Regions from separate parts of the Homo sapiens genome. Here region 1 is linked to region 2. Evidence: read pairs that join two places in POLR2A ChIA-PET (ENCODE). Cell type or tissue: OCI-LY7. All regions are shown on one strand. Links, peaks and the distances in the headings refer to the core of each region. The heading gives the core; the rest is flanking DNA.

The links. Peaks named below come from ENCODE experiments on the same cell type or tissue, not always from the same donor. Only the 100,000 strongest peaks of a DNase experiment are listed, where the experiment ranks them.
Region 1: POLR2A ChIA-PET joins it to region 2 with 9 read pairs; 4 of 35 experiments call an interaction of 5 or more read pairs at or near these places.

What each region holds. Positions count from the first base shown.
Region 1 is chr9:37,362,536-37,366,975 of GRCh38, forward strand. It overlaps LOC124902153 (a long non-coding RNA gene), which reads left to right. Exons shown (of 3, transcript XR_007061478.1): 1 at 1-4,067. Among named protein-coding and RNA genes, the nearest start is that of LINC01627, 30 kb to the right of the region's middle. In OCI-LY7, for the core only: a CTCF peak has its summit at 2,415 (motif pointing left); a DNase peak (open chromatin) is centred at 2,406; H3K27ac peaks cover 927 bases.
Region 2 is chr9:37,038,812-37,043,251 of GRCh38, forward strand. No RefSeq gene overlaps it. Among named protein-coding and RNA genes, the nearest start is that of PAX5, 6.8 kb to the left of the region's middle. In OCI-LY7, for the core only: CTCF peaks have their summits at 2,050 and 2,275; a DNase peak (open chromatin) is centred at 1,900; H3K4me3 peaks cover 994 bases; H3K27ac peaks cover 1,600 bases.

The DNA.
Region 1 (4,440 bases), core at 179-4,178, 320 kb after region 2:
TTACTTCCTGCTTTGTCCATATGGGGCCAAGAAGACTTGATCATAAGGCAAGTATCCACCTGCAGGGGCCTTGCAGGGAGAGGTCACTGACCTCTTAAGCCTGTGAGTAGGACCTTTATCTAAGAGGCATGCTGGTGATAACTACATGCACAACGTTCGGAAACTACTGTCTACAGGCTGAAGTCTAACTTCTGGCCTAAAATTCAAAGCCTTTCATGCTTCATCTTCTGCAGTTCTTCGCTCTTCTTTCTCCTCTATCCCCTTCACCCTTCCCGTCCCACCACATGAATGACTAATTCCTGAATAGGTCATGCTTCTCCTCCATGCCTTTACCTGTGCTATTACCTCTACCCAAAATATCCTCTTCCCCTTTTATGACCACTCCCAGACAATATTAATCCTTCCCTCTTTGGTGTTTCTGTTGTCATCTGAGTGATTTATTCAGCAAACAGAGGCTATGGACTTTCTTTGCGTCAGGTAGTATTCTTGCTTGAATACTACCTGACGCAAAGAAAGTCCATAGCCTGTGCTTGCTGTGGAGAAATCTCAAGCCTCAAGGGCTAACAAGCAAGAGACAAACACGAAAACCAGTATTTTGTCTTAGAGGTGAGGAGTGCAGTGAGAGATACGGGTATGATGGTAACACCAAAGAAGCATGATTGGTCCTGCTACAGAGAGGGGAGACTGGGCAGGACTTCCCGATGGGTCATTATAACAGAAGAAAAGTGTTGCAGCTTAACAAAAGGGGAGGAGCATGAACCATGTGTGTGAGGCGTGGAGCTGTGAAACAGCAAGGATGCACTCTGTATTCGTTGCCTGGAGCTACTGTCCCAAAATACCACAAAGTGGTGGCCTGAAACAACAGAAATTTGTTCTCTTACAGTTCTGGAGGCCAGAAGTTCAAAATCAAGGTGTCAGCAGAGTTGGTTTCTTCTTGTTGTGCTGAGATAATTCCTTCCATGTCTCTCCTACCTTTTGGTGGGCCTGAGCAATCCTTGGCATTCCTTGGCTTGTATAAGTCCAGTCTCTGCCTCTGTCTTCACATAGGGTTCTCTTCTGTGTCTCCTTGTGTCTTGGCTTTCTGGCCCACACTAAAATTATCTAGGGCAATTTTATCCCAAGATCCTTAATTACTCTCTGAAGACCCTATTTCCAAATAAGGTCACATTCACAGGTGTCAGGGATTAAGATTTGGACATATCTTTTGGAGGAACATTATTCAACCCACTCCTACCTCAAAAACTATAAGAATTGCTTTGCCTAGTTGCACTTTTGTTTTTATTCCAAGCTTTTATCGGGGGATTCGGTCTTCCATATGTTCTTTTTTTCCTCTGTCCGACTTTCCATTCTGATTTATACCTTCCTCAAGACTTTTAAATTAGTGATAATTTCTCATCTTACATATGTCCTTATACTTCAGTTTGTGAAATGTGTGTTGGACAAAAGCATGAACTGGAAAACACCTATCAGGTTTAGTGGCAGACCTCTGCCAAAGGAGTTCCAGGATAGCAGTGAGCCAAGAAACTAGATTGCAGTGCATTGAGGAGGGAATGAGCAGCTACGAAGAGGAGGGTGTCTGTCTCTTTAAACCCTTGCCTGTGAAAGGCTGACAGTACAGAACACTGGCTGGAGTGAGGCTGACATTGACAGGAAGCTGCCGAAAGAGAGAGGGATGCTGGAGAAATAAAACTCAACTTATGGCACTCACATCAAGGAAGTGGGAAGGGATGGATCCAGAGGGACAAGCCAATGGAGACGGGCGAGCAGGGTAAGGAGATGGTATCCTCCTCCTTGATGGAGAAGCTTTTTCCAAGAACAATGGAATAGGTGTGCGGGGCATAGGGAGACTTGGAAGGACCCCCAAAGGGAATAGAAAAGGAGAGCCTCTTGGCCACTAGGATGGTGTTAGGGAGCCAGGGGAGGTTGGAGCCTCTCTGGAAGTGCCCTGTGGCTGCCCAAGTGAGGGGAGACAATGAGTACACATGTGAAGAAAGGATTTCCTGTGGGAAAACCAGATTCATGTCCTTCCTGCCCAGAGTTATGTTCTTCAAGGAGTTCAGTCCTGCACACACTAGTGAATAATCCTTATAAATGTCCACATATGCCCCCCAAGTACGTCTACCAAACATAGCTCAGTCTTACGTAAAACAGTGTACACATGTTACTAATCAGATGCTCTCATAAGGAATCATGCCATTTTGAGAGGGCCCGAAGCTCTAACAACTTGAGACCTCCTATCTGGGCCGTAGCTTTCTCATTATAAAGTTGGAAGTGGTAGGATTAGCCTGGATGGGTTCTCATTACCTCCCAACTCTGGTATTCTGTGGTTCTAATGGTAGTTGGTAGCCCTTGGCATCACTCAAGAATAATCCTTGATGGCCAGTGTGCAGCACTGCCTCCCTGTGGGCACCCCTCAGTCTAACAGCCACACAGCAAGTCCCCAGCCTCCCCAGCTCTGCCCCATTGTATCCAGGTAAGCAAGGTGAGCCCTTGCTGTAAGCATCACCCTGGTTGCCTTCCCATGACCCAGCTTCTGAGAATCTCCTTGCTGTGTGCATAGCCCTCTTCACCCATCTCTCCAGCTCTTCGTGTTGGGCTCCGCCCTTCTTCTGGTAGTCTTCTGATTCCATGTGGCCCCATGAGCCACTCTCTGCCCAACCAGTCATGTAGATGTGGCTTGTGCACAGTCTAGAGACTATATAAGCAGGCCATGATGGTTGGTTGTGATCATTTTTAGGTATCATGCTCTTGATAATGAACATATCCCTCGATTTGATACTGTTTTGATGGGAAAATCAGTTTTATCCCCTCACCATCCCTTTGTGAGCATACACCTAGCCTTAAGTGCTTAGAAGTGGCTGTTCTGGCCAGGCGCAGTGGCTCACGCCTGTAATCCCAACACTTTGGGAGGCCGAGGCAGGAGGATCACTTGAGCCCAGGAGTTCAAGACCAGCCGGGGCAACATAGGGAGACCTTGTCTCTACAAAAAAAAATTAAAATAAATTAGAAATAAGAAATAAGGCCAGGCACGGTGGCTCATGCCTATGATCCCAACACTGGGAGGCTGAGGTGGGAGGATTACTTGAGCTCAAGAATTTGAGACCAGCCTGGGCAACATGGTGAGACCCCATCTCTACAAAAAAATTTAAAAAATTAGCCAGGTGTGGTTTTGCACACCTATATTCCCAACTACTTGGGAGGCCGAGATGGGAGGATTTCCTGAGCCCCTGCAGTGAGCTATGATTGCACCACTGCACTCCAGCCTGGGTGACAGTGAGACCTGGTCTCAAAAAAAAAAAAAAAAAAAAATTCTGTGGCACCCTCCTGGAGACGGGTCTGTTTTTAGCTTCCACACCATTAATAGTTTAATCTCTTAAGTCACAAGTAAGGAAAGGGAGTCACATACGACAGCAAAAGCCCGCAGTTCCCAGCAAAAGCCAGAGGCAAATGAGAACCCACGAAGAACCCAGAGTTCACACCACAACCTGTGCGCTGGTCGGGGTGACCCATGCTGGACCTCCACAGAACATGGGGCCATTCAGCTAACTCAGTAAACACTTGCTGAGCATCTGACCTGAGCCAGGTCCTGTGCTGACATCTAGGACTTTCTACCCTTAAGGAGCTGTGGCTTTTTCTCTAGTTGGTGAGACAGATGGAAACCCCTTCAGTTCCACTACAGATATTTTTGAAATACCTGTTATGTGCCAGGCACTTTCTGAACTCGAGGTACCGCAGTGAACCAGACAGGTGTTATCTATGCCCTCCTGGGGCTTCTAAGCCTTCAGAGAAGATAGACACTGTACAGGTGAGTTAAGTGCTCCAAAGAGTATGGCTCCTGGTGTGTAAGGGTTCAAATATCTGTTGATAGAAAGGATAAAGGCCATGTCATCTTTATTCTTTCTCACAGGGCCCAGCATGGGGCCTAACACAGTTAGACTTAAGTAAATGGATTCAACTCACTGGTCCCCAGCACTGTCCTCTGCATGATGTTACCGAAATGGAGACAACCAAAACTAACTGGACAACTTAGTCAGCTGGACTGGAAGACTGCACTTCCAAATGGAAAGGTTTGCAGTGGCTCCTTTGGAAATGTGGCTTCAAGGGTGGAGAGGGGGGAAGTGAATGTGGGGCTCGCATTATAGGCTTTGGGGGTTACAGAGCTTGCTGGTGTTGCTTGCCCTTACGCTCTGTCAAATCTCAGGCAGATGAAACAAGATGTAAGCTTTCTAAATTATCAATAGAGGGCCTGTCATTCAAATGGAAGATAAGACCAGAGAAAATAAAAGTCCACCAAAATAATGCCAGAGAAAAACAACCCTGGTCTTTCAAAAAACCATAGATACAATTTCTTAGAGAAGTTTAGGCCAGGTACAGTGGCTCACACCTGTTATCCCAGCACTTTGGGAGGCCAAGGCAGGTGGATCACTTGAGCCCAGGAGT
Region 2 (4,440 bases), core at 281-4,280:
CTTTTCAAATTTAACAATACCATAATAAGTGTAAGTAATAAAACCATATTTTGCTAAAGAAAGTTTGCACATAGGATGCTTTATTTCTATCAGTATTTATACGATGTTCTGTTGGCTCTCCTCACCCCCTTTTCTTCTAGTTCACCGTGTAATGTGAGCTTTAAATATTCATGCGTCGGCCCAGACTTACATTTATTTAATGTGTTTTAAACTAATAACATTTTAATGTGATATAATTTGATTCCATGAAGTACTGGAACATAAAAAAGCCTACTGCACAAGCGATTTTGAGTGAGGGTGAGTGCACAAGCTAAACGATTCTTTTAGTTTTGGACGCAGATCAGAGTGTTAAACGGAAGTGAAGCGCGCCTTTAAGTAAGCCCTTTAATATTCTCGTTTCTTCATTCTCCATTTTTCTGTAATAACTTCAGAGCCGTGGCAGAGGATCACCCCAGGATTGGGGTGCTTTCCCTGGAGCCTGCCTTGTGAACCTGCAAATCGCCAAGTGAATACCTCAGCCTCAGGGCAGGTTGTGGGCTGATTTTTATTTTTTCTTTTGGGAGGGAAGTCTTTTGGGAAGGTCAGGGGGCTACAGGATATGAAGTCTGGATTTGAGAACGTGCCGGAAATAAAACTGTGCTCTAAAAATCTTTCAGGTTTGCTGCTGATTAACTATCTTTAGCAACCCAGCCCAGAGTAAGATGGAAAAGATGAGCTACACTTGGGCCAAAGTGCCTTTGAGATGAGCCCTGAAGCCAGTCTCAGTGTTTAGCCATCACCAGAGACACTTCCCAAAGCCTTAACTTTTCCTTCACTTTGTACTGGAGGTGGGGGCCTTCTGGCACTGAATGCAAATCTACCAAAAAAAAAAAAATCCTCTACACAAAGAAAAATTAAAGATATCCCCTAATTTATTTTCGGTCAGATGAAAACCATCTGAAATATCTAATATGAGGAGCTTATGGACATAGAATCAGAAAGTCATTATCCCCCTAAATCATGAAAATATTTCTAATGGAAAATCATGACATTGTATCCTCGTTATAAACACATAGTGTGGACCTATCACATAAGGAAACTCCGTCAATCTACTATTACCTAAGAATCCAAAATGATACATTGGAAAGATTTGCAGTCTGAGGACAAAATATTCATACGAAATACGTACCAAAATAATCATGCTAAATTGTTCATACTGAAATGCTGCTATCCTTTCAACTAAAACAATCTTTAGAACAAGTATTGGCAATTTTCTGGACAGATCTTTATAAATCTTCCCAGCAAAACAATTAAGAAATATGTACTCAGATTTTATTTTTACAGGATATATGTGTGTATATGTATATATATTTTATGTATGTATATATTTACATATACATGCGCGTGTGTGTGTAAAGTTCTCTACCATAGGCAGGCTGAGAGTTCAAAGATGGGCTTTTCCTTGTTAGGTACAAATTCTTATAAACAAAGTATGAGATGGAAACAGTTTAGTGAATTTTTTCCTAATTTGGTACAGCAGTTGGTGTCTCATTTCTCATGCAATTTGCACGTAGACTCATGTACCCCATGAAGTGACAAAAGAGAATCAGGGATGAAAACCTGCCAGTGTCTGCAGGCGGTGCCTCAAAGCGCTCTTTTGGACACACGTTCTTGGTGGTGGGGAGTTTGCTGCCTCTAAACCAGGCCTGACCTTTTGTCTTTTGACCTCTGATGCATGAAATTAGGTAGCAAAAGAAAATGAAGAAAAGGATACAAAAACATGGAAAAACAGCCCTCCTTGACAATAGTCATTGTATCAGATCATAGCAGAGCTGCCCTACATAGCCCAAAGTGCTTGTTTATAAGGCTGCGGGTCTTCCTGGCCACTGGGTTCCTGTTCTTCTTTGTGGGCAATCTGCATTTGTTGGGGGAGGGACTACGCACTCTTTTTAATTAAGCTCAGAGCTGGGTTTTGTCTTGGCTCCTTTCACCAAAGCCCGTTTAGCGAGCGTTTGGCCCCTCCATTTCCTCTGAGGTCTTCTGTGTAGGCTGGGTGCCTGGGGGTACCACCTGGGGCAGCTTCCAAGACCCAAAGGAAAACTCTGCCCCTTCTGGCCACCCAGGCTGAAGCTGAATCCCAGCTGGCGTGGAGGGGAGAGGGTGGCAAGGGGTGGGGTCATGCTCCTTGGTCCTGAAGGAACACACACCCCAAGTGAATAGACTTCCACTCTTTCTCCAAACCCCGTCAGAAAGCCTGAGTCACTGGTGTTCCCTGCCCCCTCGGCCTAAGGAGTCAGCTCAGTACCCTCCCCTGTCATGAGAGCCAGGGAGGAGGGCAAGAACATTTGCAGAGATGCCTTCAGCAAGCCTCACACAACATCCTTTGATCCTCGAAGCCACCCTGGAAAGGGGTGCACAGCCCTGGGTTAGGAGCCACAGTACAATGGGCACCAGGCCCCGTCCAGAAGGGAAACAGGCCTCGACTTAGATGGTAAGAGAGTGAAGATGTGTGCAAGCAAGAGAGATCTGGGAGAACTGTGCCAGGTACTGAAGCCAGACTCTGGAAAGGGGGAGGCTGGAGGGGACATCTCTAGAGGGTGACCTGAGATGAGTGTTGAAGGGTAAGTAGGACTTTGCTAGATAAATAAGGAGCAGATGGCATAACTAAGATCTGCACTTTGCAGAAGAGGCTACTGGATATCAACATACAAGCAAAATACTGAAAAAAGAGCTGCCCAAGGGTTTGGGAACAATGTAGGAATGGCAAATGCTTCTGAGGGAAGGAATTCACAATGGTTTGAGGAACGGGACAAAGGAAGGAAGATGGCTAGAGTGGGCAGGCCCCTGCTGTACCTCATGAAGATGGCCAGAGCAGCAGCTAAGACATATTCTCTCCTTACCATATGGAGTAAATGGACCCACAGGCCAAAGGGAAGAAATAAGAGAAAGGCCCTAGGACCAAAGGAGAGAAACATAGCAAAGCTTACTCTCCATCAGTTTTTTGGATTTTTTTTTTTTAACCTTCTCCCCTGGGAAGTTTGCACAAAGTTCCCTCAACAACCTCAGTCTGGAAAAGCAAACCAACCACCCTCAGCCTGGAATGCTCCTCATGAACTTTACCAAATCCTCTCAGGCTGTAAAGACCCCCCCCAGAGCCGCAGCTGGTGGCCACCATTCTCTGCTCAGGCCACGTAGCCCTGAGCTCACCCTTCCTGTTACCTTATGGGTTGGAGATGAAGTGTCTGTGTCCAGTTCTCACCACTCCTCCTAGTCTCCTGGCTCCCATGGGCAGGACTTCTCCTTTGGGCACCAGCTCTTCTGGAAGTAAGTCATTCTGTTCCCTTATAACAGTAGCTTCTACACTTCAGTGTGAGAAGAATCACATGCAGATCCCTGGGCCCCAGCCCCAGAGAGCTTGGTTTAGTGCTATGAGACCGAGCTTGGAACCTGAACGTCTAGTAACTTCCCCAGGTGAGTAGGGTGCAGGAAGTACCTGGACCATCCATTGAGAAACACTGGCTTAAAAGCTTTTTCAGAGCAAGCACTAAGCCACTGTGATTCACTGACCCCTGCCCCACTCACCAGGTCTACACCTGTCTAAACACCCTGAACGAGAATTTGTGAGGCTGGCAACATCCAGATCCCCAAAGTATCAGCAGCCATATTGACAAACCATTCCTGATTTGCCCCAAAAGGACCAAAAAAAGTCTGACTTTGGTAATGGATGTGCCCCCTTCCTCTCATTTTAATTCAATTCTATTCAGCAAAGACAGCCTTGTGCTTAGTCCTGGAGGGAGATGAGAGCCTCCTGCCTCAAGTTGCTCGAAGCCACACTGAAGAAATAAGCCTTTAATCCACAGAAGAACTTGATCCGGCTTTTTTTTTTTTTTTTTTTTTTTTTTGAGACTATCTTGTTCTGTCCCCCAGGCTGGAGTGCAGTGGCACGATCTCAGCTCACTGAAACCTCTGACTCCCAGGTTCAAGTGATTCTTGTACCTCAGCCTCCCAAGCAGCTGGGATTTCAGGCACACACCACCACACTTGGCTAATTTTTGTATTTTTAGTAGAGACAGGGTTTCACCATGTTGGCCAAGCTGGTCTCCAACTCCTGGCCTCAAGTGATCCGCCCACCTTGGCCTCCCAAAGTGCTGGGATTATAGGCATGACCCACTGCACCTGGCCCAGGCTTTTAATTATATACAATTAGGAAAACAAAAGTGGAGTCCTCCCTTCCTGCTAAGGAAATCTATGAAGATTTCTTAAAGGAGGCAGCATTTGATCTGGAAGAGTGAGTTGGAAAAGAAAGGGAAAAGGATGCTACAGACCAACAGTTCAATATGATGAGCAATGGCTCGGAGGGAGAAAATGCTTGGCTTATTTAAGAACTGGCAAGGCAGGAGAATAGAGAGAATTCCCTGGTGATGAAATTGAGACCAGTTGAGGAAACAAGAGTCCTCAAGG